2 separate regions of the Homo sapiens genome follow, and region 2 is linked to region 1. A link is an interaction called in ENCODE POLR2A ChIA-PET data of the cell type or tissue named here. Cell type or tissue: MCF 10A. All regions are shown on one strand.

Region 1 (5,000 bases):
ACTATTCCTTTGAGCTTTGGAGCATTAACTGTTGTGATCACTGTCTTTGGAAATGTCATTTAGCTGTTTAACAAAACTGGTCACAGATGACTTTAGAAGAATTGCGGGGGTTAAGTAGTTTCTAGGGTAATGGTAGATAATCCAAATAAAAATATCTTGAGTCCAAAAACAAATCTGACAATCTTGGAGGACACTTCCTGGAAGCAAGTAGAGAAGTACAGACTAGAAAAACATAAATATTCTGTGCTCTTGGTTCTTCAGGGGAAAGCAGAAGTGGTGGTGGTGGCAGAGCATTTGCTTTCACCAAAGGCTGAGCTCTGGCTCTTTACATACATTAATGTGCTTCAAGTTACCACCCTTACATCAGAGAGTTCCCAGCCTGACCTTTTATATTCTCCCTAGCAAATCACTCTGCCTTGCCCAAAAGATATCACCACGGTGATTTAAATAAACATATGAAATGCAGAATACATTTTCTTTGCTCCAACATTGCCATTATTAACTACATCATCACCACTGGAGTCACAGTCTTTCTCTCCTGCTCCATCCTTCCAACCTTGTTCATTCCTCTTCTCTACTGGTAATAGATGAATTGCTTGATCCCCTGAACCTTCATGTCTCCAACAGTCACAGCCTGGAGCATGATAGCCCTGCACCTGACCAGTTGACCAGGGAACCTGTCCTACCCTTATGTATGAGAAAATGCAAGGACTCTTGGCCTACAAGTGCCCTAGCTCAGCATTATTTTATTTATTTATTTTGAGATGGAGTCTCACTCTATCACCCAGGCTGGAGTGCAGAGGCGTGATCTCGGCTCACTGCAACCTCCACCCCCTGGGTTCAAGCGATTCTCCTGCCTCAGCCCCCCTAGTAGCTGGGATTACAAGCACCTGCCACCGTGCCCGGCCAATTTTTCTATTTTTAGTAAAGACAGGGTTTCACCATGTTGGCCAGGCTGGTCTTGAACTCCTGAACTCATGATCTACCCACCTTGGCCTCCCAAAGCGCTGGGATTACAGGCGTGAGCCACTGCGCCTGGCCCCTAGCTCAGCATTATTAGCTAAACCCCCTGGTCCTAATCTGACCTTGTAACCCAGTGCTGGTATTTAGGCCACTTACCCTGTGACTGAATTTTTCATTATATTCCTGATATGGTTTGGCTGTGTCCCCAGCCAAATCTCATTTCAAATTGTAACTCCCACAATTCCCACATGTTGTGGAAGGAATCTGGTGGGAGGTGATTGAATTATGGGGGCAGATCTTTCCTGTGTTGTTCTCATGATAGTGAATGAGTCTTCCAAGATCTGATGGTTTTAAAAATGGGAGTTTCCCTGCACAGGCTCTCTCTTTGCCTGCCACCATCCACGTAAAATGTGACTTGCTCCTCCTTGCCTTCTGCCAGGAGTGTGAGGCCTCCTCAGCCACGTGGAACTGTGAGTCCATTAAGCCTCTTTTTCTTCCCAGTCTCGGGTATGTCTTTATCAGCAGCATGAGAATAGACTAATACATTTCCTTTCCCTCATTTATTCATGTAACATATAACATTTTTATTGAGTATCTACCTACTATGTGCTAGGTACCATGCCAAACACAGGGAGTGCTACAAAGCCAAGAAAATCATAGCATCTGCCTTCAAGGAGCTCACAGTCTAATGGAGAGAAAGACAGGTGAGCCAAAATTAAAGCAACCAAAACTGGAATAAATAGCAAGAGTCATACAGATAAATTACTATGGAAGTTAGTGGAAAAAAGAATGAACTTCCATGGAGAGTTTGCCATTCTCATTATTTATCTTGACAAAGTCATAGTCTAGGCCTCATTCCAGTCTGGCTCCATGAGCCTGCATCCAGTGCATTCACCCAGGGTCCTGTGCCAAGAAGAGTCCCCAAACCCACCCTTGAAGTTTAATGCACTACAGTCATTATCTTGAAATTCTTAATAATTTTATTTTGGAATTTTTATTTTGTACATGAGGTCTGATGGAGCATGCCTCAGAGGTTCACATACAGTCCAGCCTCCTGATGGGTTCTCAGCCTCTGCCTCCTGCCCTAGCTCCATGAGCCCTGCCTTGTTCTATTCAGGGCTGCAACAGGGTCAATGAACAGAGATACCTGTGTTCTACTGTTGCCCTCTGTGTCTAGCAGGGTCCAGGGTATGGGTATGGGGAGAGTCAGTGTCCCTGGGTAGGGAAAGGCCCTGGCCATCTTGGGATGTCCCCACCCCAGGCCGGCAGCACCATGGCATGTTCATTAAGTGACTCTATGGGGGCTTCCTGCCCACCCCTGATCCAGGTAGCAAGCTTGTCAGGCACAGAGGTTGTCATCTTTTGGGGCTTGCCCATCTACCATGGGTCGGGTGGCTGCCTGCAGGGGCTGGCCTAGGGAAGGGGAGATTGACTTCCCTGTCCCTAGAAAGACCCCTGTTTTCATTTTTCACTGAGTCCTATAAATTATGTAGCTGGGTCTGATCCCAGTTCTTGACCTTGTAACCCTCAGAGCTTAGAGGCAACAATCTCATTAGCAAATTTCCTACCTCCAGTGTCCTATTTCCCAGAGTCCTATTCTCCAATCCATTCTGAAGAGTGAAAACTGAAACAGGAAGAATCATCTCCCTGTGCCATTCTGATCCCTTTCCCAAAGCCTAACTGGCTTTCCCTCTCAGATTTTGTTATGGGCAGTTAATCATGCACACAAGCACAGGCCTGTGAAAATCATGACCTGCTGGAGAGGACGCTCACCACTTAAAGGCCCTGGACTTTGACGGCATGCAGTGACTGGATGGGACTGGGGCTGGGGCCCACTCTGGGTCAGGTTGAAGCTACATTTGCCAGCCTCCCTGCACTTGGCTATGGCCACATCCCTGGGTTCTAGAGTCTAGAAAGACATTGAAATATGAGCAAGAAATGTGTGCCACTTCCTGACAGGACAGGAAAATCTCTCATTTCATTTCCCATTTTTCTCTGTCTCTTCCCTCATCTGCTGATGGGCTGTTAATGCTGACAGCACCCTTTGAACCCCTGTGTTGAGGCTCAGGAAGGAAAGAATCCTCTCTTGGAGGAGAGCCATCTATCAATCAGGAAGACTGTGCTGAGCCTCAGAAGAGTGAGAAATGAGCTTCCATTGTGTTACTCCTGTGTGCCACTGAGCTTTGGAAGGGTATCTGAGAAAGCAAATATGGTTTCTTTAAGTAATGATTAGTACATATATGGAAAAAAAATAAAAGAAAACAAAAAGAGAAGAGAAAAATTAGTCATAAGCCCACACTCAGAGATTACCTCTATCAATGTTTTGGCATATTGACCTCCACCCTTTGACCATGCAGTATTCTAATTTCTTTTTACTGAGCCCAAACAAAGTGACAAACAGTGTTAAGCACTTTTCAGGTTTAATCTTGGCAACCTCTTAAGACAGAAGGTATCATTATCCTCATTTTAGAATTGCAGAAACTAGCAACTAGAGAGGTAAAATATGGCACAGCCCTTGGATATGGTGGAACTGGGAATCGAATTCGGTCTGATTCTGAAAATGATGCACTCCACCATTTCCCTTATGCGTCTGTTGTTACTGTTAAGAAAACTGAGATTCTGTTGAATAAACTTTGTTCACTTAATAGTATTCTCTGAGCAATCTCCTATGATTAAATATTCCCTTTTATAATATATCATAATTGATTCATCCAACCCTCTAGTTGGATGTTTGGATTGATAATTTATTATTATTATAGATAATACTGCAACAAGTATTCATATAGACAAATCTTTGCACATACCCATAAAATTTTTCTTAGCATGACTGGAATTGTTACATAAGCCATTGTAAATATTCTTTTTTTTTTTTTTTTTTTTTTTTGAGACAGAGTCTCACTCTGTCACCCAGGCTGGAGTGCAATGGTATGATCTTGGCTTATTGTAACTTCTGCCTCCTGGGTTCAAACAATTCTCCTGCCTCAGCCTCCCAAGTAGCTGGGACTACAGGTGCGTGCCACCACACTTGGGTAATTTTTTGTATTTTTAGTAGAGGCGAAGTTTCACCATATTGGCCAGGCTGGAGAAGTTGTGACTATTCTTAAGGCAGTATACGGTTCTTGCCAAATTATCCTATATCAGTTGTGGTTGGCAGAGTCGGGCAGTGGGGGTGTGATTTTACTACCAGGGGATATTTGACAATGTCTGGAGACTTTTTAAATTGTCCAGACTAGGCAAGTATCTAGTGGAGAGAGGCAAGGGATGCTACTAAACAACCATCCTACAATGCACAGGTCACCCTACCTCCAACAAAGAATTATCTGTCCAAGATGCCAATAATACCCCTGTTGAGAAAGCTAACCCACATAATGACCTCATCAGTGTGTGTCAGTCTTGAGACAAAATAAAGTTTATAATAAAGTCTCTTCCACTTACTCAAACATGATCTACCAAGCGTCTACTCTATGCCAGATCCCGTGGTAGGTACTAAGTTAGAATTCAAGCATGAGGGTGAGATAAATAGGGAAGAGTAAAGAGAGGAGGTGGCTCGGAAGCAAAGTTTGACTTCACTTGGTAGTAAGAAAGCATATCTATTCCATTTTATACCTTCATATCTTTCTATATAATTTTCTATTAAATTATTTCCATGCGATTCTTCATTAAATATATAACCTCACAAGGTAGTCACAAGAAATGATTAATATTGCTATATTGCTACCTACAGGAATGGTTGATCCTGATTCTTTTTAGGCTATTTCTGAAGAACAAAATTAGTTTTTTCTTCAACAGAAACCCAAAGTCTTAAGTATGAAACATTCTTATAATGACAGTAGCTCTTCTTCCCCCAGTTGACCTTTTTGTTCTTTAACATAGCAAATAATCTTAATTTGGTTAAGTCAGAGGTAGAAAAATATTTTCCTGCCCTTTATATTTTAAAACTCCTTTCTATCTATTCACAGCAGGCATGAGTAAAAGAAAGGATCAAATCAGAGGCTGTTCCTCTTGTTCATTCATTTTAAAAATGAATGGCAAAAGAG
Region 2 (5,000 bases), 180 kb before region 1:
CACTTGGCTTGGTATAAGATTAATCATATTATCAATAAACTGTTAATTGTTTCTGCATTTCAAAATTGAGCAGGACATTTTTTTAATTCCTGATCTGATAAATGAGATTAAATTCTCCAATATTAATAAGAATGCTTCATTTGGCCTACTTCTTACTATTGATTAGAATAATTTACAGCGTGGTAAGAGTAGATGTTAATTTCTGCAAATCTGATAGCAATACAAATAAATTTTATCCAAGTAAAGATGCAAATGATTTCTGTGCAGGAGAAAAGAAAAGCTCAATGGTTACAATTGTATTATCCTGACTGGTAGTAACCATTTTAAAAAGCTAATCTAGCAATCTTATGCTGGCATTCTTTCAGTGCCTATTTTAGAACCAACTTTGCCACTCTGCGGTTTCTCTTTTTGATGAGTTAAACAAATCTTTGATACATGCTTGCTTTAGATTTCTGCAAGAGTTAAGTTTTTAACTTTTTGAAAATTATCTTTCAATACAACAAATACGTACCGTCTTATGTGTCAGGCAGTGTAGTGTACAATGGAATTACAAATGTGAAAGTAAAAGAAAATAAAATCTCTGCAGTTATGGAGCTTGCTTTATGGTAGGGAGCTTAATTTGCCCTGGCTCCTCAAAACTAGTGCTCCCTGGAAAAAATAAGTGCACTTCTGGTTTCACATCTTAAGAAAACAAATGTGAGAAATGTCCAGAGAATGAAAGAAAATAAAGATCTTTTAAAAATATTTTTTCCATCTGAGGAATAGCAACTGAGGGATATAAGAAATGGAATAGGAAATAATAGCGTTTCAAAGCCATAGAACCTGTAGATCTACAGAGAATGGATAAGATATATACATCTCTTAATGAAATGACAGGATGTTTGAACTCTTGTAAAAGAAGTTGGAGAAACTACTAAAAGGAAAAAACACTTTTTTCTAAAATGTTAGAACATCTTACTCCAACATAAATTACAAGCTGAAAAGAAAAATAGGGACAAAACTTTTATTTGTTTTGTTTTCTAAATTCATTTTTAATGTATAAGGGGAAAGTCAAGGACTATGTATCATTCAACTTCAGCATTCCATAGAATGCATTAGCTGTGTCCTCCAGTAAAATGGCTTATGGTGCCATGATCAAAGTCAGACACTGTATTCATGAACCACGATTGACCTTGTATGTAGGAAAGAACTGAACCTTCCCTAAAGAGAGGTCTGGCCTTTGTCCTTGGCTCCTGAGAGATAATCTCTAAACCCTTGTAATGCCTGATTAATGTGCAAAGAGTAACAGTGTGATTTAGAATGGGGGCTTCAAGCCACACCAACAATATGATTTGGGTGGGAGCTTTGGGACACATGGTATCAGTTGACCACTGGAGGAAAGGAGTCAGAGGTCAGCCGCATGGGCAGGTCAACCCTATTTTTGTGATCAAGCCCCAATAAAGACTCTAGACACTAAGGCTCAGGCCCCGGTTGGCAAAATTTCATGCATCTTGTCACACATGATAGCCAGGAGACATTGACACTATCCATGACTCCATGAGCAGAGTCCACATGTGGAATTTTCCTAGACTCTGCCCCATGCTAATGTTAATCTGTATGATTTCCTGTAGTAAACTGTAACTGTGAGTGTAACAGCTTTCAATGAGTTCTTTGAGCCCTTCTAGCAAATTACTGAAACTTAGCATGGTCTTGGGAACTCCAAAACTCATAAATGGTGTCAGGAATGAGGAAAGTATTGTAGACTATGTTCCCTAACTTTACACTTATATCATAATTCTTAGGTTCCTGTGTCTTTAGAAGAAAAATGAAGATACTAATCTTCATTAGTGTCTTTAGAAGAAAAATGAAGATACTGATGTTTACTGATCTTTGGTTAAATATTGATTATCCAGTGTGTATAAAGTACTGGATAGCACAGGGAGATACCAAAGAAATAATAAATAAGGTCTCTAACCTTTTAAGACTTAACATTTGTGATGGTTAATTGGTATGTGTCAACTTGACTGGGCTAAGGGGTGCCCAGATAGCTGGCAAAACATTATTTTTGGGTGGTCTGTGAAGTGTTTCTGGAAGAGATTAGCATTCGAATCAATAAATTGAGTAAAGAAGATTGTCCTGAGCAATGTGGGTGGGCATTGTCCAATCCACTGAGGGCTCAGATAGAAAGGAAGAGGAAGGGCAAATGTGGTCTCTTTGTTTGAGCTAGGACATCCATTTTTCCCCTGTCCTCAGACACTGGGACTCCTGATTCTCTGGTCTTTGAACTCAGACTGAATTACATCACCAGCTTTCCTGGTTCTCTAGCTTGCAGACAGTAAACTGTGGGACTTCTTAGCTTCCATAATTATGTGAGCCAATTCCTAGAATAAATATCTTTATCTCTATCTATCTATCATCTATCTGTCTATCTATCTATCTATCTATCTATCTATCTATCTATCTATCTATCCATCTATCTATCTAGTCTCCTATTGGTTCTGTTTCTCAGGAGAACCACAACTACTGCAACATTTTAAAGAAGAAAAATTTAAAGTGCAAGGTGAGTTGACCTCTGAGGTTAGATTCACAGCCAAATTGACCCTGAGTCATCAGATTATTTGGCAAGGCAATATACATGTGGCATTAGTCCGTGATGAGGCAGCAAGATGAACAGTTGAGAAGTAACATAATTCTGGAGATGTAAATTCATCTGCCAGCCTCTCAGTCCTCAAAAGCAGGAGTGGGCAAAGGATGGCCCATGGGCCATATCTGGCCTACCACCTGTTTTTATTAATAAAGTTTCATTGTAACAAAGCCATACTTATTAATTTAAGTATTGTCTGTGCCTGCTTTCTACTATAACAGTAGAGTGAATAGTTGCAATTGAGATCGTGCAGGCCACAAAGCCTAAAATATTTAGTAGACAGACCTTTATTTTTAAAAGTTTGCCAACTTCTCTGGTGTAGAGCCATTTCTAGGCCAGATCAGTTATTTTTGCTAAATTGTTAATGGCTAATGATAGGTTAATGTATTAATATTCCCATGTAATATAGCTATATTCAGAAAGAGGATTCTTGGAGACATAATCTTTTAATTTGAAACAGTATTGCAATGATAGAAATTTTAGGCACCAGGGTAAGTGGTAAGAGATATACTCGAGGATATATCCCCAGTTGGCAGGGGACAGTTCCACTCCAATTAAGCCTGTTGTCCAGGGACAATTATTAATAGTGCCCACTTTCACGCTCACAAGTGTCTTTGAATAGCAAATTCTAGGCAGGCAGGCCATTGGCTGCTCCTCAAAGCATCAGACAACTTATATTTTTAAAAAGAATTGAAAATATAATGCATTCAAAGAGAAAATTGTTTATAGTCAGATACCTGGGTTAAAAAATAAAACAGCAAAAACGGCTTAAATATTTGGATATAATTTAACGGGATATATAGAATGACATTGCAGAAATTATGACCAATACCAAATAGGTGAAGGCATAAATAAAATAGAATAGAATTTATGCTTTATTCCTGACTTGGACCAATTATATAATTCTTAGTTTTATTAATTTTAAAAGTTTACTATCTAAATCCAACTTTGATTTTATTATACATTTACTAAATGAACATGGATTAAATAAATTAATATACACACACTAAGTAAAAAAGAGAATCTTATAAGGGAAATATCAGAAGTGGTTTCTAAATCAATGACACAAAACAACTGGTTTCAAGCTTCCTTTGCTGCTGATCAGCCCTGATTATTGCACCCTGGGGAAGGGAGTGTACCTGCCAAGTGAAGTAAACAAAACATCTCCCTGCTTGTTCTTTGGAAAAGCTCCATGGACAGAAGTCTTTTTGATTTGGATATTTATCAAGTGCTAGTTGGTCTGGCTTCTCTCTGTTCTTTTAACTTAAAAACAAGTTAAAAAAATAAAAACTATACTCAAATAGATATTCCGGGCACCAAAATAAAAATTATCTACTAAGTAATCATGATTTTTGTTTTCTAATTTTCTGAATCTCTATTTTTCTATAAGAGGACTACTCAAAATGGCAAAAGAATGAATTAAATAGGCCAAGTGTGGTGGCTCACACCTGTAATGCCAGCACTTTGGGAAGTCAAGGTGGGTAGATAACTGAGATCAGGAGTTCGAGACCAGCATGACCAACATGGTGAAACCCCGTCTCTATTAAAAATACAAAAATTAGCCACGCATGGTGGCATGCACCTGTAATCCCAGCTACTCAGCAGGCTGAGGCAGGAGAATCGTTTGAATCTGGGAAGTGGAGGCTGCAGTGAGCCGAGATGCACCACTGCACTCCAGCCTAAGTGACACAGCAAGACTCTGTCTCAAAAAAAAAAAAAAGAAAAAGAATGAATTAAACAATCATCTCTTACTATGCTTCTTAATAAATCTCTTACTTATGCCAATTTACTCTAATCATTTATTCATGCAGTCAGCATTTATCAAATACTTAGTGCACCAAGCACTGCTATAGGCTCTATAAACACCAAGGGGCACAAACCATATCCTATCCTTGAGAAACTCACAACACAGTACAGAGAAGCAAACAGTTCACAAATGTTTCACCACAATGTATGTCCAAAATGCTACCAGTGCACAGAGGAAGGTGTTAAGGAAGTCTTCATGTGAACTGTGTGACAAGCAGGAACGCTCTAGGCTGACAAGTGGGGGAAGTTTCCCAGGCTGAGGGAACAAATCAGTTCGTTCTGGGAGAAAATAGAGAACTCTCAAAAGAGTTTAACTGAACATAATTCAATAAAGGGGCAAGCTATAGAAGTGTGGGTAGGGTGAAAAGAAGCCCATAAGGAATGGTGAGGCACCCAGGCACTAGCAACTTTGGAAAGCAGTTAATACTCCTAGGTCTGAGGTTACACAAGAGGGAGGGAGGGGAGAAGGGAAGGGTGATTTTGAGATCCTGGAGGTGATTTTGATATCCATGTGAAGAGAAGCCATGGAAAGATCTAGCCACCACTAGAACTGGTAAACAAGGAATGAGGA

What was found. Peaks named below come from ENCODE experiments on the same cell type or tissue, not always from the same donor. Only the 100,000 strongest peaks of a DNase experiment are listed, where the experiment ranks them.
Region 2: POLR2A ChIA-PET joins it to region 1 with 5 read pairs; 2 of 35 experiments call an interaction of 5 or more read pairs at or near these places.

Annotation. Positions count from the first base shown.
Region 1 is chr2:178,057,115-178,062,114 of GRCh38, forward strand. The region is part of intron 1 of PDE11A (phosphodiesterase 11A); the gene reads right to left. Among named protein-coding and RNA genes, the nearest start is that of PDE11A, 13 kb to the right of the region's middle. In MCF 10A, no CTCF peak of the experiment used is centred here; no DNase peak of the experiment used is centred here.
Region 2 is chr2:177,878,939-177,883,938 of GRCh38, forward strand. All of the region lies in intron 4 of PDE11A (phosphodiesterase 11A), which reads right to left. Among named protein-coding and RNA genes, the nearest start is that of PDE11A, 190 kb to the right of the region's middle. In MCF 10A, no CTCF peak of the experiment used is centred here; a DNase peak (open chromatin) is centred at 2,603.